Regions from separate parts of the Homo sapiens genome. Here region 1 is linked to region 2. A link is a contact called in ENCODE Hi-C or POLR2A ChIA-PET data. All regions are on one chromosome and are shown on one strand. Each heading gives the region's core, a stretch centred on a gene start or an enhancer-like site at or near the end of the contact. The rest is flanking DNA. Distances are from core to core; before and after follow the strand shown. Region 1 overlaps EGFR (epidermal growth factor receptor). Region 2 overlaps EGFR (epidermal growth factor receptor).

Region 1 (7,487 bases), core at 2,038-4,537, 37 kb before region 2:
TCTCTGATGAACATAGACATAAAAATCCTCAACAAAATACTGGCAAATCGAATCCAGCAGCACATCAAAAAGCTTAAGCCACCACAATCAAGTCGGCTTCATCCCTGGGATGCAAGATTGGTTCAACATATGCAAATCAATAAATGTGATTCACCACACAAACAGAACTAAGGACAAAAGCCACATGATCATCTCAATAGATGCAGAAAAGGCTCTCAATAAAATTCAACATGTTTAAAATTCTCAATAAACTAGGTATTTAAAGAACAAACCTCAACATATTAGCCATCTATGGCAAACCCACAGCCAACATCATATTGAATGGGCAAAAGTTGAAAACATTCCCCTTGAAAATTGACACAAGACAAGGATTCCCTCTCTCAACACTCCTATTTAACATAGTATTGGAAGTCCTGGCCAGATAAATCAGGTGAGAGAAAGAAATAATGGACATCCAAACAGGAAGAGAGGAAAACAGCTATCTCTGTTTGCAGATGACATGATCCTATATCTAGAAAACCCCATAGTCTTGACCCAAAACCCCTTAAGCTGATAAACAACTTCAGTGAAGACTCAGTTGTACAAAATCAATGTACAAAAATAATTAGCATTCCAATATGCCAACAACAGTCAAGCTGAGAACCAAATCAGGAATGCAATTCAATTCACAATTGCCACAAAAAGAATAAAATACCTAGAAATACAGTAAACCAGGAAAGTGAAAGATCTCTACAATAAGAACCACAAAACACTGCTTAAAGAAATCAGAGATGACACAAACAAATGGAAAAACATTCCATGCTCATGGATAGAAAGAATCAATATCATTAAAATGACTATACTGCCCAAAGTATTTTATAGATTCAATGTTACTCCTATCACACTACCAATGAGATTCTTCACAGAACTAGAAAATACAATTTAAAAATTCACATGGAACCAAAAAAGAGCCTGAATTGCCAAGGCAATCCTAAGCAAAAAGAACAAAGCTGGAAGCATGATGCTACCTGACTTTAAACTACAGGGATACAGTAACCAAAACAGCATGGTACTAGTACAGAAACAGACATACAGACCAATGAAACAGAATAGAGAGCCCAGAAATAAGGCTGCACACCTACAACCATGTGATCGTTGACAAAGTTGACAAAAAAAAAAAAGCAATGAATAAAGGACTCCCTACTCAATAAATGATGACTAGCTAGCCATGAAGAAGATTGAAACTGGACTCCTTCCTTACACCATACACAAAAATAAACTCAACATGGATTAAAGACTTAAATGTAAAACCCCAAACTATAAAAACCCTGGAAGACAACCTAGGTAATACCATTCTGGATATAGGAATGGGCTAAGATTTCATGATGAAAACACATCAAGCAATTGCAACAAAAGCAAAAATTGACAAATGGGATCTAACTAAACTGAAGATCTTCTGCACAGCAAAAGAAACTATCATCAGAGTGAAGACAACCCACAGAATGGGTGAACATTTTTGCAAGCTACAAATCTGAGAAGGGTCTAATAACCAGCATCTATAAGGAACTTAAGTAAATTCACAAGAAAAAATTAAACAATCCCATTAAAAAGTGGGCAAAGGACATGAGCAGACACTTTTTAGAAGAAGACATACATGCAGCCAACAAGTATATGAAAAAGAGCTTAACATCACTGATCATTAAAGAAATAAAAATCAAAACCACACTGAGATACCATCTCATACCAGTCAGATGGCTATTATTGAAAAGTAAAAAAAAAAAAAAATCCCAACACATGCTGGTGAGGTTGTGGAGAAAAAGGAATGCTTTTACACTGTTGGTGGGAATGTAAATTAGTTCAATTATTGTGGAAAAGAGTGTGGCAATTTCTCAGATAGCTAAAAACAGAACTACCATTTGACCCGGCAATCCCATTACTCAAAGGAATATAAATCATTCTACCATAAAGACATATGCATGCGTATTTTCACTGCAGCACTATTTACAATAGCAAAGACATGGAATCAACCTAAATGCCCATCAATGACAGACTGGATAAAGAAAATGTGGTACATATACACCATGGAACACTAGGCAGCCACAAAAGAGAATGAGATCATGTACTTTGCAAGAACATGGATGGAGCTAGAGGCCATCATCCCTAGCAAACTAATGCAGGAACAGAAAATCAAATACCGCATGTTCTTACTTATAAGTGGGAGCTAAATGATGAGAACACATGGACACTTAGAGGGGAACAACACACACTGGGGTCTATAGGACGGTGGAGGATGGGAGGAGGGAGAGGATCAGGAAAAATAACTAATGGGTACTAGGCTTAATCCCTGGGTGATAAAATAATCTGTGTAACAAACCCCCATGACACAAATTTACCTATATAACAAACCTGCACATGTACCCCTGAACCTAAAATAAAAGTTAAAAAAATGTCAGGTACTAAAATCTAAAAAATACGAAACCACAATATAGATATAACAAGCATAGAATAAAAACCCTCATGTTTTTCCTTCAAAATCAAACAACTATGATGGTTAAAAACAAGTGAAAGCAGTGATAATTTTAGAACCAGTGTTTTTTCAGACAACCCCGAGTTCTGATGGCCCTCCCATCTCTGGGTAACAGAGGCCATTCCCAAACGGAACCACCTGAATTAATACACAGAATACAAGCTTAACATTGGAAGGAAAGCAATGGTTTGGGGGCAAGAAAATAGATTCTTGTGTCATCCCCTGCCCCCAACTCATAGTCTATATGGATTTGTAAAAGAAAGACTGTCTCATTTCCAGATCTATGCAGTCAGTTTAACTACTATTTAACTAGGTTTTTAAACATGTATGATGAATTCTAGTGGGAAGACAGGTTATTAGATTTTGGAACAAACAGCGAGAGAGAGGAGAGCCAGTATAGCCAGTGTTAGGTGGAGAATGGGCTGGAAGGTGTTGCGAGTTCTCTCTTTTTAGCTCCTTGGTACAACACACTAGGCCCCTAATTTATTAAATTGAATAATTCACCTTGACTAGAGACTAGAGAGTAGAGAAAACAGGATATGATTTTTAAACAAAAAATTCAGGCTCATGGTCTGGTAGTTCCAGTGGGCTGCCTAGGCCAGTGATTATAATCTGCCGTGGCAGCCTCAATGATGTTGAAAACACACAATGTTTTCAGTGGGAACGGACTTCCTGAGAATGGGTGTGACCACATCAAGGCACTAAGCCACTGACTTTGAGAGGGCTTCCACTTGTGCATGGAGTGTGGGCATTGCGCTGGCACACACAGGCTATGCCTGGAGCGTGACGGGAGGGGGACCTGGTGGACGGGAGAGTTGCCAGGGCCAGATGGCCCAGCAACCCATCAGTCATGGCCAGGTGCTCAGGTTTTATCTGAACATACCTGGAGGACCAAAGAAAGATGTTGAGCAGAGAATGAAAAGTCTGATAAAGTTAAAAAATATGCACTTTGGGAGGCCGAGGCGGGCAGATCATGAGGTCAGGAGTTCGAGACCAGCCTGGCCAACATAGTGAAACCCTGTCTCAACTAGAGATACAAAAAATTAGCTGGGCATGGTGGTGTGCGCCTGTAATCCCAGCTACTCAGGAGGCTGAGGCAGGAGAATCACTTGAACCCGGGAGGTGGAGGTTGCAGTGAGCCGAGACTGCACCACTGCACTCCAGCCTGGGTGACAGGGCAAGACTCTGTCTCAAAAAAAAAAAAAAAAAAGTTAAAAAATATATGTGGCCTCTGTCTGGAGCATAGATGAGGGGGAGCAAGTGGGAAGAGGGGAGACCAGCAGGAGACCGGGCTGTGCCTGGAGTGGGAGGGGCGGGCTGCTTGAGGACAAAATAAATGGCTTGGGGCAGGACCCTGCAGTTCCCTCGTGGAGAGGAGATACATTCTGAAAATGGCTGTAAATAACAATGCATCAGCAGACCTTTATTTCCTTATCTGTTCCATTAATTGAGGTGGCTCAGCTCACAGGTGCACACCAAACTTCACTTATTCATGGACACAAATCTCTGCCTTTGTATCATAAATCTTACATTTTAACAGAAGAGATAAAGACTCAGGAAATTTAAAAATGTGTATGTATTTGGAAAATCAGAAAGTTAATAATGCTATAGGAAAAAGAAAAAATACTAAGTAAAAAAGGACGATATCCCAAATAATTTTGCTTTTGTAATACTGACTAGATTATTCTTGGAAATTCATTTCAATAGTGTTCTCCTCAAATACACATTTCTAGAGAGGTGAGGCGACTCCTCCCTTGCTCCTGTCGCTGTAGATGGCTGGGGTAACTTATTTTCCTCAGTGAAGGGGTAGGTTCATGGGTTCCAGCCTTTCAGTAAGTTGCTGGGTGAAATTCAAGGACCAAGTGCGGTAATTCAGCAGAAAATGCCTGGCACAGCGGTCAGAGACAATGTGTCAGCAACACTTTCTCAACATGGGAGGCCCCTGTAGGCTCAGGACAGGGCAGGGACCTAGGGCCGGGTGAGGAGAGCGGCCCTCGTGAGGATGGGTACAGGCCAGTGCTGGGCAACACTGGGATTCAGAAGAGGAAACAGAGAATCCCCAGGGCCGGACCAGATGGTCCTCCCGAGAGCGAGAAGCAAGGGTCATCTCCCTTTCTTCTTTTATCCCTGCAGACATCCTCAGTGTGTGTTTGTCAAGCCGTTCTCTCTGACACATAAGGGCCAGGGTAGTTCATCTTAAGCCTCATTTCTCTACCGGAACTATTCCCCATTAAGCTTCTTCTGCCACCTCCCTCTGGTTCACTTCAAATTCATGGCAACATTAATGGTTTGGTTAACGTTAAAGTTTGGTTGGACTTTGCAGGGAGAGCCGTTTCCTAAGCTCTTTCCCTCCCATACCCCCCACCCTGCCAGACGAGCTCATTGCAATCTCCAGTGACTTTTGGACGGCAGCTGGACTCGATTTCCTCTGCCGTGTTTTCTCAGTACAATAGATAGACAGCAATGATTACATTATCATTAGTCATTATCTCGAAAGAAAATACTTGCATGTCAGAGGATATAATGTAAATTAACTAACAATAAAAGCCAGCTTGGCCTCAGTACAAACTCATTAGCATCAGGATTATGACTCACCGTAGCTCCAGACATCACTCTGGTGGGTATAGATTCTGTGTAAAATTGATTCCAATGCCATCCACTTGATAGGCACCTTGGGATGGTGAGAGATGAGGCAGTGAGACAACTATTAGTTTCCCTCTGTTGGAAAAAGTTAACTCACTCTGGACCTAATTACGAGTGACACACACAGACGAGCCAGATCACCCCAGGACCCGTCCCCCAGGCCCGGCGCCTCCTCCCGGCAACAGGGGATTTCAGTCTGACGGAGTTCAGGGCTGCTCTGGTAGGTTTCTGAGCACCCTCTGTGTCCCAGGCTGCTCTGGTGAGCTGGGAGCCCTGGTTGTGCCCAGTGGCCTCACTCATCCAGGTCTGCGTGTGTTTTCAGGGCCCAGCATCATGGGTTGGTGGCTGCTAGGAGCCAAGCAGGCCAGAGTGAAACCTCAGAGGGGCCTGGCTGTGGGAGGGCATTCGAGGGCCTGACAGGGGACGCGCACCCCTTAGTGCTGTGAGGGTCCCTAAGAGAAACCGAGCCAGTGAAGGGAGAGAAGGACTCCATTGCTGCCTGTCCCAGCCACGAGCCACAGACAGCCCTGGGAGCTCGGGTCCGCATGGGGCCTTTCCTGTTCCTTAGGTGTCCTTGACAGCAGTGGACCACCAAGGCAGCTGTGACCTTTCCCAATTGCGCTATTGAAGGGGACTTATATATCCTGCAGGGAGAGACTGAAACCTAACATTTGCTAATGATCACCTGGGGATAACATCCTCATTCACTGTCCCAGCAAGTACTGTTCCCAAAGCAGCTCTGGCTCACACTACCAGGAGACCCTGGCTGGACCCAGCTGCCAGCAGCAGCTGCTGCGAGCTCACCCAGAATGTCTGGAGAGCATCCTCCCCTGCATGTGTTAAACAATACAGCTAGTGGGAAGGCAGCCTGGTCCCTGGTGTCAGGAAAATGCTGGCTGACCTAAAGCCACCTCCTTACTTTGCCTCCTTCTGCATGGTATTCTTTCTCTTCCGCACCCAGCAGTTTGGCCAGCCCAAAATCTGTGATCTTGACATGCTGCGGTGTTTTCACCAGTACGTTCCTGGCTGCCAGGTCGCGGTGCACCAAGCGACGGTCCTCCAAGTAGTTCATGCCCTGAAACAGAGAAGACCCTGCTGTGAGGGACAGATCATCATGGGAAGAAGCTCTGCATCCGAATTCAGGGTCATGTTCATGCCAGGCTCTGAGCCTCTCCACGTCGAGGACTTATGGCTGGCGAACGTTAGTGACTACTGATCCAAAGAATGGAAAGGCGCATGAAAGAAGATGTAACCCGCTGCTGACCATTAACTTTTCTCCATCCAGTTCCTCAAGTTTTAAGTCCAGAGGTGCTCGTATATGAGGACAAAGAAGAGCAGGAGCTCTGCTGCCCAGTTGAGACCTGGGCTTGAACTTACTGGACTTGCCAGGCTGACCTTCCTGCATGTGGTTTATCTGCAAAGTGGGGGTGGGGGGTGGCGGGGACCATGCCCTCCTCACCAAGCTGGTGCAAAGGAATGTCGTTCAGGGTTTTTAAGCCACACTCTCATTGTGCTTTCTTGGACTCTCTGATATGGTTCACTGCCTATGAAGATTTTTGTCCTGTTTTACTTTTCACTGGTTTATTATTATTATTATTACTGAAACCACATGGATACTGAAAATGCTTTTAGAAGACACCACCCTCCCCACCTCCCTGGCTGCCTCCACAATCTCGCTGCAATTGAAATCTCTGCTCTGAGAGTAAGAAAGGAATAATATGTGAGAAGCAGCCAGCACAGCGCCCAACAGAGTGAATTCCTAGAAATGCTACCCTGACCCTGGCTGATCCTGACCCACGGCCTCTGGTGTCCTTGTCACATGCACCTTTCTCCCTGCTGGCTGCTGGGGTCACTGCTGACCCCTGCTCCTCCTTGCTTGACGGATGCCTACCTTGCTGAGCCCAACTGTCCCAGGCTTTGGCCTAAGAATGGCAGCCTGCATCTCTCTGCAAGGGCCAGGCTGGCAGGTGGGAGAGGCTGGGAGGGGTCAAGTTCTGCAGACTTCTTATTATTGTTTCTACCACACTCTCTTCTCTCTCCACCAAGAGGGTGGGCCACCTTTCTAGTTCCCTTTATGGCTGATGTTCATGTACTTTCTAGTACAGAGTGGGCACGACAGAAATGCTTGCTGCGGTGCAGCAAACAGAAACAAACAGGCATCTCTAGCCTGCTCCACTCTGCCGCTCCTGTATGGAGGGATCCCACTGTAGTGTGACTGCAGGGAAAAGCTGTAGATGTGGATGGATTCCCAAGTTTTCTGGCAAATTGTTTTTTTTTTGCATGAATATTATGTGAAAATGATTTGTTGAATTGGCATGTCAGAGCAAAATTAAAATTT
Region 2 (5,351 bases), core at 1,263-3,762:
ATTCTGTGCAGGTTAAATATGTTTCCTCCTCTCCAGGACGCTTGATCTGGTGGTGACACAACCCCGTAAGCAGATCATTTTGAGCCGGTGTGAAGAGCACAGTGAGTGTGGGCAACATGGAAGCAAAGAGCAGGGGCCTCTGACCAGGTCTGGGAGGGATGCCTGGGAAGTGGGGCCTTCCTCCAAAAAGCTATGCCCAAGGTTGTGAGGCCCTGAAAGCAGTAACTGTGGCATTTTCTTCACCATCCAACATGACACTAGGATGCTATTGGGTGGTCCAATGTGTATATCAGATGACTGGATGGAAGTCATTCAGACCGAAGGGGGGATGTCCTCAGCCACCTGGAGGAGCAGGAAAGCACGCGGTGGACATGAGAACCACTAGCCCCAGCCAGACCACGATGGGTGTGAGAACCACTAGCCCCTCCTGAACCACGATGGGTATAAGAACCACTAAGCCCCTGCCGGACCACGATGGGTGTGAGAACCACCAGCCTCTGCCAGACCACGATGGGTGTGAGAACCTCTAGCCCCTACAGGACCACGATGATGCAGGCTGGGAGGGCTGGGCTGGTTTGGGGAGGGAGCACAAGGCCAGAGTGCACCTTGTGGAGGAGCTGTCTGTAATTGAGAAGGAGCCACAGGAAAGAGATCTGCATTTGCAGGAAGCTCTCATCTGACCCCAGGCTGGGGGCTGGGCCAGCTGAGAGCACTGGATGAAGAGACTGATGTTCAGGTGTTGGATGGCAGGGGGTTAGAGTATCATCCAGAGGCTTCTCCTCTCCCTGCTGCTCTTCTTTCCCCCATCTTTTTCCTTTCTCCTACACAGATGAGTGGTCTCGCATAGGAGCCTGTAACCAATACCATTAGGAATTCTCCCCCACATATGCCCAGGGAGGCCAGGACACCAGGGCAGAGCCAGGTTTTCCTTGCAGGGCAGGTCTGGGGCCTCAGTGAGTCACACCCTGGAACGTGTGGCCACCCTGTCTCAGTAGGAGCTGGAATCACCAGACTTCTCATTAAATGTGAAAAGTAAGTAACCCTTATCTTGTTTAAATCCCTACAACTAAGCCAACTGGCTCATACCAGCCATCCAAGAAAATTGCTCTAAATCTCTTATTTTTATAAGAATCTTGGTCAAAGAAAGCATTCCAGAGAATTCAGAGCAAAAAGGCCTTTCTGGGAAGCAACGGTAGCCACATATTTAGTATCAGAGATTCAGAGCCAAGGGAGTTTATGGGAGGCAATGCATATTTCACGCACTCTTATTCTCTTTAATGTTGCACAGTATTATCTAGTGCTTTAAGAGTCAAGTAGGGGCAGCAGTTCTCATAACGAGGCTGCTTCCAAGGCGGGTTTCACTAAGAGATTCCCATCTCCTCCTCCACACCACTAAACTGATGATTACCATTACCATATTAAAGATGCTTGTGTGTGAGCACCTGCATGTCTATTCCACTGTCAAAGCTGAAAAAGTGGAAATTCTTGAAGAGTGGTGCTAAAAAGTCTCTCTGGTCCCTGTGATAAGATGTGCATAACCTCAATTGCATCCTGAGAAAACACCAGCTGAACAGACATGGTTAGACAGTGTGCAAAGTACCTGACCCACACGTTTTGTAAGTGTCAAGGCCGTGAAAGACAAGGAAAGACACAGGAGCTAATATAGGTTAGAAATGGACTGAAAAGATTTGACAACTAAGTGCAATGTGGGATCTGGAGTGGACACAGAAGCAGAAGCACTGGCGAGCGCTGAGAAGTCTGTGGTTTAGCGGACAGCCTGTGCCAGTGGTCGTGCAGTCTTGCTCCCTGTGCCTGCTCATGTGAGATAGCATTTGGGAATGCCGGCGAGAGATGCAGGAGCTCTGTGCCCTATCTTAGCAACTCTCCTGTTAAGCCTAATTTCCAACTAAAAAGGCAAATGTAATCTACCAGGCTTTGGCTGTGGTCAACTTACTGTTGCTTGGTCCTGCCGCGTATGATTTCTAGGTTCTCAAAGGCATGGAGGTCCGTCCTGTTTTCAGGCCAAGCCTGAATCAGCAAAAACCCTGTAAGGCAGATGAAAGACTTCAGACACACACCACGTAGGAGTTTCTTTTTTGTATGAGACATTACTCTAGACTCTCAGGGACTCTGTATTATATGAACAGTAAGTGGGAAAATTGGATTTGCTTTCTTTTTCATTATCATCTTCTCTGAGTGTACATGCGCAGGGCGGACGCAGGCCGAGCCACAGTTCACAGCTGCCTCCCGCCTTCCGCTGCGATTCCGCATGTCTCCCGCCGCCCCCCTGGCTGTGGCCCTGAGACCCCTGCTGCGCCGCGTATCTGATTACCCCGAAGAGGCTCCTGCTGCGATTATCTGCCAATTGTGGATCTGGTATCACATACAAGGAGCTTTACAAATTTTCCTTATTTGATTCCAACCTTAAAACAGTCTTGTTATTTTGGTCTAATCTTCCCATTTTAGAGAGGAAGGAAGCGGAGCTCAGGCGGCAGTCATAGACCCGAGGCTTGCCCGTGGCCCCACAAGGCTCTGGCGTCCAGTTTCAAAAGCCTGAGGCCCAGGCTGCCTGTCACCTACCCCTGTCCCCTCCCTCTACCCTCAGGGGTTATGGGCCACCAAGGCAGCTGGCTGGGGCCGGGCGGGAGGGAGAAAGCGTGTTTACACCGCAGTGAATGACCCAAGCCTGGACTTAACGTGTCCCCTTTTGCCTGCAGGAGAAACTGCACTTTTGAAAAATATCAAAACATCAGCCATTAACGGTAAAATTTCAGAAGAAATGTTTTTATTCCAAGGGAACAGGAAATATGTCGAAAAGTTCTCTCTCTAAAACACTGATTTCCCATTTATATTCATGTGATAATTCAGCTCAAACCTGTGATTTCCTTTACGGTTTTCAGAATATCCAGTTCCTGTGGATCCAGAGGAGGAGTATGTGTGAAGGAGTCACTGAAACAAACAACAGGGTGATTATTGATCACCAATCTCTACCAGTTAAAAAGGCAGATTTTGTTTTTCTTTATACAAGCAACTGAACCTGTGACTCACCCCCTAAATGCCACCGGCAGGATGTGGAGATCGCCACTGATGGAGGTGCAGTTTTTGAAGTGTTTAATATTCGTAGCATTTATGGAGAGTGAGTCTTTAAATTCACCAATACCTATTCCGTTACACACTGCAGAGATAAGAGAGACGTGTATTCCGTTCACATTTGTTGGATTAAGAATAGCTAGGGATCCACAGGCAGAGGGAAGCAGGAAGGAATTCCGGTCACCGGAACCGCCACTGCCACATCATCCTTCATTCACTCAACAAACACTGAAGGGGCTGGGGAGAGTGCAGGCGGGAAGGGGGGACACCAGGACCTATAGTACACTTTGGGGCTACGGCGGTGTAGGAGATGCCATCCCTGTCACCTCACACTGACCTTGCGTTCTCCTCATTATTTCCCATGGGCCGCTTGGAGCTGCACTGCTTCCAGCTCTGCCTTCCCTGGATTCTCCCCAGGGCTGGGCACCTGGCAGCTGCTGAGCGGGGCTGGCTCTGTGACTGTTCTCATCAGAGCCCCCCACCCCGTCACAACCTTCAGTGCCTTCCCATTGCCTAACCTAGCTTTACAGCTTTATCTTCTGTTTTAAAGAAACGATATGTATAGTTGTTTTTTAATGAGAAGAGGAAGATGTGTTCCTTTGGAGGTGGCATGAGAGCCCAGCCTCAGCAGCCGAGAACAAGCCTCGTCCGCACACCGGCGGGCTTCCTACCTTTGCGGCAAGGCCCTTCGCACTTCTTACACTTGCGGACGCCGTCTTCCTCCATCTCATAGCTGTCGGCCCCACAGGCTCGGACGCACGAGCCGTGATCTGTCACCACATAATTACCTGGGGAAGAGAGCATGAAAGGAAGGTGATGACGGTGGCACCAGGTGCTCGGGCCTCACACAGGCGGTCCAGGTCCTCTTGAGGGGTGATGGAAAGGCTCCATCCTCCTTTGGCTTTATTTACTTTAAGGACAAAGAATGAAAGGTTGCAAATAGAGAAGGAATCCCGTTCAAGAGTTTAATAACATTCTAGGCCGCAATGTGGACAATACAGGTGTTTCATCATGGCAGGAAACACTGGGTCCCTTGAGGGGCCAGCTGTTTTGCGTCCCAGCAGGCACCTCAGCCCTCTCCTCCACCTGCTCTCACCTTTAAAGTAATTCATTTGTATTAATAGCAGACTTCTGCGTTATTTTTAGGAGCTCTATGTCTTCCTTTTTTGTTTGTCTGAGATGGAGTCTTGCTCTGTCACCCAGGCTGGAGTGCAGTGGTGTGATCTCAGCTCACTGCAACCTCCGCCTCCTGGGTTAAAGCAATTCTCCTGCCTCAGCCTCCTGAGCGGCTGTGATTACAGGCGTGCGCCACCACGCCCGGCTAATTTTTGTATTTTTAGTAGAGACGAGGTTTCACCCTGTTGGCCAGGCTGGTCCCAAACTCCTGACCTCAGACAATCCAGCCCCTTCAGTCTCCCAAAGTGCTGGGATTAAAGGCATGAGCCAATGAGCCACTGTGCCTGGCCTGTTCCTGTTTTAAGTTCCCCAAGAAGATCCTCAAAAATATTTATAGGACATTGATGATTCTTCTGTGAACCATCTGCTCTTGGTATCTCAGGCTCGAAGTGTTTTCCTATGGATTTTAAAGCTCTGTTAAGCCCTATCTCAAAGATATATCTGTGTCATCACTGTGGCACATTTTTCTTTAGCTTTGTTTGTCATTTACCTTATAATGGCTTATTATTTTGTGTTTTTTTTTTCCATACGGAATGTAAAATTTTTCATGTACACAAATCTGGCAGGGTAAAATCTCCCCCTCATAATTGTTCTTTCAATTTTTTTTCTCAGTTAATCTCCCCTTCTAGAGATCAAGAGTGGCTTCTAAAACTCTTTCATTAGACAAAGTTTTGCTTTCTCTGTCAGGAATTATTTTATGTCACAATTTCCCTAAACCCTGGAGCCACCAGTACAAATGTAAGTACAAACAAGCAAAACTCAAACCCAAACCATTAAAACAAAACAAAATAAAAACAAAAACAAAACCTCTGCAATACTCCTAAGAGGCATAACTTTCACTAGAATTTTAACCACTCAAGAAGGCAGGTCTTCTGATAGACTCTCTGATTTCGGTGTATTAAATACCTGCTTGGCACAAGCACTAAACAGTGGCATGCCCACGGCTTTGTGCCCAGCAGACAACTGAATACCCACGGCTGTGGCTGCTGGATGAGTGGTGAGGGCTGAGCAGCAGGTGTTTCTCCTGTGAGGTGGCCTGGCCACCCAGATCTGCCCTGTGCACTGAGCAGCCCCCATGGGTGGAG

The links. Hi-C counts contacts between places; a loop is a spot of excess contacts on that map. ChIA-PET counts read pairs that join two places held with the same protein, here RNA polymerase II (POLR2A). Pooled maps may share reads with other maps.
Region 1: a loop to region 2 is called in a map of PC-9, with 2.0 times the contacts of the local background. The contact joins two enhancer-like sites. A Hi-C loop is called at or near these places in 5 of 168 maps with a recorded cell type or tissue (Calu3, PC-9, astrocyte of the cerebellum and 2 more), 1 of 37 single-sample maps with no recorded cell type and 2 of 50 pooled maps. POLR2A ChIA-PET finds 5 or more read pairs at or near these places in 3 of 52 experiments (HepG2, MCF 10A and activated CD4-positive, alpha-beta T cell).

What each region holds. Positions count from the first base shown.
Region 1 is chr7:55,190,456-55,197,942 of GRCh38, reverse strand. It overlaps EGFR (epidermal growth factor receptor), which reads right to left. Exons shown (of 28, transcript NM_005228.5): 21 at 6,069-6,224; 22 at 5,102-5,177. Among named protein-coding and RNA genes, the nearest start is that of EGFR-AS1, 5.2 kb to the right of the region's middle. RefSeq lists an enhancer at 4,974-5,859. Within about 2 kb of position 3,287, at least 2 of the 41 ENCODE cell types and tissues checked have a DNase peak (open chromatin) inside an H3K27ac peak, as active enhancers do.
Region 2 is chr7:55,154,357-55,159,707 of GRCh38, reverse strand. EGFR (epidermal growth factor receptor) reads right to left here. Exons shown (of 28, transcript NM_005228.5): 8 at 3,762-3,878; 9 at 3,049-3,175; 10 at 2,876-2,949; 11 at 1,955-2,045. Among named protein-coding and RNA genes, the nearest start is that of EGFR-AS1, 32 kb to the left of the region's middle. RefSeq lists enhancers at 2,355-3,554, 3,135-3,707. Within about 2 kb of position 2,512, at least 7 of the 41 ENCODE cell types and tissues checked have a DNase peak (open chromatin) inside an H3K27ac peak, as active enhancers do.